2 separate regions of the Mus musculus genome follow, and region 1 is linked to region 2. Evidence: chromatin loops called from intact Hi-C (ENCODE). Cell type or tissue: heart. All regions are shown on one strand.

Region 1 (2,500 bases), 150 kb before region 2:
TGTCTTGACATTTTAGAAAGTAATCCAGGGTCCCCATAGAATGAACTGAGTCTCTTCCAAGTACTTCCCTCTCATAGCAAACACCACAGCAAGAGTCAGATATCTGGGGCTCAGCCTATCTCTGTGGGTTATTGGCCTCGCAATGAAGCCTGCTGAACGAACCACTGTTCAGTTGTATGGAGATTTTGTTGTTCGGTGGCTGTTCATGCCCAGACGTTAGCTGTTCAAAATTGGCTTTGTTTTCTTTTATAGTTCTTGATACTATACGTTGCTGAGTAAATGCCACAAAGACTCCTAAGCATGGGTGGACTGGATTCTCTGCACGCTGGGGGTTTGATTTTCCTGCTGAATTCTGAAGGACTGAGAATCTGATTTTCTTCTTTTTCTAAATCTTTCTTATGACACTTTTTTTTTTTTGGAGAAGAAATACAGATGATAATTAAAGTCTTATTCTTGCCCAACTCTTAATTTCATGTCATAAGATAAAAAATATTGAATAAATTGTGGGAAGATTTCGCACAGCCACGTCTGCTGTCAGAATTCTGCTGGTGGCCCTGATTTCAGGTCCCTCTTCAAGGGAGGTTATGAGCAAGGAAAGGAGTCTTAGCAGCTATGCCTTCTCGGCTGGCTCACCTTCAGTGTGGAGCCCTGCCTGGCTCTCTCTTTTAACTTTACTCTGTTTAACTGGAATGAATGGGACTTCTCCTAAAGCCCATTTTCTAGTCCCCACTGGGGTTCTATTTGAATCTTATTACATTCAATGCACCCCCACCCCCTGCTTCCAGGAACATAAAAAGCAAATGACCTCAGACTGACAGCTCCTGGCTTAAAAGATTTAGGCTCTAAAGCAGAAACTCCCTTGGAAGGCTCCTCCACTTGAAAGGCTGCAGAGCTTCCTTGGATGTATGTTAAGGGCACGCATTCTCCTGTGAAAACTCAAAATGTTTATATCTTTGCTGGAATCATAAAAACACCTAGCTGGAAAAAATTTCCATTAGAAGCCTGCTCCTGCTGCCTCCTTGCAGGAAGAATAAACAAACAGGACCCCATTGCTGTCTTGAGGACAGGAAGTGTCTCCTGATGTCAAACATAATAACTAACCTACTTCCATCTGCATATCGGGTCCCAGGAGGCCCATGGAACGCTTCCTACAGAAATGGCTCTTCCTTCCCACTTCCAGGTCGCCTTCTTTCAGCAAGAGCCATGTGTGGTGCATGGGAACAGGATGTATTCAGACTCTGGGCACTCTGCTTTATAGGCTGGGCTAGAGGTGGAGAAGACCTTACAGTCCCCAAGCATGGCTCTGTTTCCGGATGGCCACTGCTGACAGTCCTGTGCCTGGAGTTTTCCCAGTCAAGACCACTGGCTCCTTTCAACAGTAGCTGCACTAAGGAGGAGAGAGAGAAATTTTGTTAAGCCTGTTGGCATTTAGTCTAAGGCTCCGCCCCACAGTTTCCTGGCAACAGACAAGTGTGCCTGACTCACTATGAAAGGGGCTGCTTGCCCCTTTCACTCACTCTCAAGTCCTCACTCTCTTGCTCTCCTGCTTTTGTTCCCCTCTCTTCTCTCTTGCCCCTGCTCCTTACCCTCTTTCTCCCTATTCATCTCCCACCTCTCTCTCTCCCTCTCCCCCTCCTCCTCTCCCAACCCCTCCCCTTCTCCCTCTTCCTTTCTCTCAATGCCCCTCCCCATACCCTGAATAAACTCTACTCTCTACTATACCATAGTGTGGCTGATACCTCAGGAGGAAGGGATGCCTCAGCATGGGCCCACAGAGGCACTCCCTTGCCCCACACTATATTGCACCTCCACCAAACACACAGTCCTTCCTTATCTTTTAATAAAACACGACAAAGGCTGCATTCGAAAGCCCCCGAGTCCTTCTTACTTGTCCTCTAGTGCTGTGGCAGTCTTTGAAGATTCACATGATTCTAATTAGTTCCATTCACATGACACTTACTGCTTTTAATTTATTTTTAAAAAAGGATGGTTGGTTTAAAAATAGTAGGTGCCAGGCTGTGGGACTTGTTCCGTGATTAGAGCACTTGCCACAGAAGTATAAGGAACTGAATTAGGATCTCCATGTAGGCAGCCAGTCCGTAATCCTAGCACTTAGGAGGCAGAGCCAAGGGATTACCAAAACAAGCTGGCTATTTGGGGTCAAGTGAGAGACTCTGCCTTAATGAATAGAGTGAGGTGAGGCTGAAGATGACACAGACATCTGCTCAGGATCTTCACCCATGAACATAGGTGCATGTGCACCTGCACATACATGTGAACACACCTAGTGTCCGGTGCCACAGAATTAAGCTGCTGCTATTTGATCACTGTGAGGATAGTGTCTAAGACCTGAAGGCAAAAGAGACAGTTTCTTCTTGGACAAGGTAGCCCCTCCTTTCTCTGCTTGTTTAAAGAACAGATAGAGTGTAGGTTAGCTCATAAAATTGGCAGGATACATTTTCAGGAGATGAAAAAAGACCCAAGCCAATCTTGGAGGGAT
Region 2 (2,500 bases):
TTTGTTTGTGTTTGCTTGTTTGTTTGTTTAAGTAATTTCACAAAAATGCAAAACAAGATCCTTTACAGCTGTCAATCATGTAACAAAATAAATACCACAATATGAAGTGAGAGGCACAAAACAAATTGAGATGACCTTGACCCTGACTGTCACTGTTCCCACCATACTTGAAGTAACCTATTTTTCTCCTGAGCGTTGGGAAGTGAGTGTGTGTGTGTGTGTGTGTGTGTGTACTCAACTATGTAATGAAAATAAAAATAAAACCCTTAGATGTGGGTAAGAAGAGAAAGACAAGTGTAATGGTAGCTCACAGTGCACCTACAGAGCTGGTTTCCAAGAGGAAATACGACTGCCTATTAATTATTAATAGGAAAAGACAACAAATGATTAAAGGAGATATATTAATTCTCTTCTGTGCTTAACCAAAACAGGTTTTCAAGCAATGCCTTTATTTACTGCCAGGTATCTTCGGAGTTTGTGAAAATCTCTAGAATGGATAACCTCATCCAAATCTCCACTGACAGACTGAAGCAGACGGACGTGCGACTACCCATTTCCTAACTTGGTTTTTCCCTCAACTGTCATAGGAGTACTAGTTATGATGCAGTCGTTTTCCTCCCTGAATCAAGTTGCTTCGATCATTGCTTCCCTTAAACCACACTGTCTTCAAATGAGGAATTTACACCATTATTACTAAGAATAGCAAAGTACTTAGGGGAGACCGACATCGGATGGGAAAGTTTTGCGGTCTTGAAGCTAAAATCCAACTCTGGCTGCTACTTTTTTCCTTTTTTTCTCAGCAAAGGAACTTTGAGACTTGAGAAGCTCACTCTGGAATTTTGTGCTGTATCTGTAGCAAGGACTCCCCCTCCCCAAACACCAAGGATCTAGATTAAGTGCTAAGTCTCTTGGTCCGATCAAGCCCCAGTCTCCTTCTCTTCCTCCCTCTCACCCGCAATAAGAGGAAGAATCCACGCCAGGCTCGCGCTTGACTCTAAACCCAATATCTCCCTACAGCTGGTGCATTGGAAGTTATGAGCACAAACAGATGCTGCAGAGAAATCTGTTTCTATTGCTCAACTCTTCCAAGCGTGTCTCAGTATTTTTAGCTCTGAGGATGTTCTGGTGCGCACACAAACTATATAGGCAATGAGCCGGGACTCCAAAGCTTGCGGGAGGAAAGCATTAACAGCAGCCTGACAACTGGGCACCTCCGGAGCAGCCGGAGCTGTAGGGTAGAGGACTGTGGAGCAAGTTCATTGCCCTGGACACACACAGACAACCCAGAAGAGAACAGGAAGAAAACACAGAAGCCCTTACCTGTTGCTGGTACAGGATCATGGGGACATGGAGTGGAAGTGGGGATTACAGAAGCATGTAAGATCCAGTGGTTTTTGTGAAAGAGAATGAGCCGAAGCAAGTGAGAATTCCCAAGACACTGCTTGCCGGTGCTGGGAAGGCTGCGCGCTGGCCAGGGCTCCAGTGCGCTCTGCGATAGCCTGGAGGCGGTCCTTGTGATAACCGGCCTTGTTGGCTCCGCCCTCTGCCCACTGTTGGCCAATCGGAGCGCACGTGGCTGCGCTTCCCCCGCCCCGGGAACCGCCATCAGGAGGAGGAGGAGGAGGATCTCTACACCCGCGGACCCTGGCTCTGCCAGCCTCGGAACCTGCTGTGGCTTCCTCTACCTCCTCCAGCTGCCTAGCCTGGTCTGAGAGTCCAGCTCTGGGCTGAGGAGGAGGAAGTCGCGGCCCAGAGGGTACAGCAACAGGTGGGAAGCTCAGCCTCCATGCGGCTGCCTAATTGCAGCCTGGCCTTGGGCAAAGCTTCCTACTGGGTTCTGTGAGACCCACACTTCCCGGTTTCTTTCCACAGTGGAGGCCGGCTGTACGTGTTCCTGTATAAGGGCCCGAGAGGTGTCAGTGCCTGGGAAAGACGTCTACAGCAGGGAGGGAATAAATAACCACTGGGGTGCGTCTCCCTCCAGCCCTTTTCCAGCCTGTAGACTGTGGAAACCCACAGAGCACTCAACTGCAGCTTGCGGATAATCCTTAAATTAAACCTGGAAAGGGTCCCGGGACCCGCACTCAATACCCTGCAAAATTTAGATGTGCTAGCGATTGCTTGTCTGACTGGGCCGTTTCTCCTCGCAAATGATGGTGAATTACTTACAAAAAAAAAAAAAAGAAAAAAAATGCGCCTAGACTTCTCTGGGATGTGTGGGGGAAGGGAGGGAGCCGCTGGTTCCTTTCGCCTTGTCCGCCCTCGCCCTCGATCTTTCTCTCCACCACCGCCCGGCAAGCTCTGCTCATGTAAAACCAGAACAATTAGAGAGTAATGAATTCTCTGGAACAGCAACTCCTACAGACTCTCAGCTCTGCCCTCGCTCCAGCGCCTCCCCGTCCTCCTTCCCAGCAACCAGGCAAGAGTACTGCAGACCTTCAAAAACCAGCCTCGGTTAGCACCTGCATCCTGACAATTTATAAATGAATTCTCCACTGAG

What was found. Hi-C counts contacts between places; a loop is a spot of excess contacts. Peaks named below come from ENCODE experiments on the same cell type or tissue, not always from the same donor. Only the 100,000 strongest peaks of a DNase experiment are listed, where the experiment ranks them.
Region 1: a loop joins it to region 2, with 6 times the contacts of the local background. A loop is called at or near these places in 4 of 42 quality-filtered maps.

The regions. Positions count from the first base shown.
Region 1 is chr11:111,211,443-111,213,942 of GRCm38, reverse strand. No RefSeq gene overlaps it. Among named protein-coding and RNA genes, the nearest start is that of Kcnj2, 150 kb to the right of the region's middle. In heart, no CTCF peak of the experiment used is centred here; no DNase peak of the experiment used is centred here; H3K27ac peaks cover 618 bases.
Region 2 is chr11:111,065,155-111,067,654 of GRCm38, reverse strand. It overlaps Kcnj2 (potassium inwardly-rectifying channel, subfamily J, member 2), which reads right to left and starts at 1,491. Exons shown (of 2, transcript NM_008425.4): 1 at 1,321-1,491. In heart, a CTCF peak has its summit at 1,497; DNase peaks (open chromatin) are centred at 1,014 and 1,574; H3K4me3 peaks cover 2,500 bases; H3K27ac peaks cover 1,771 bases.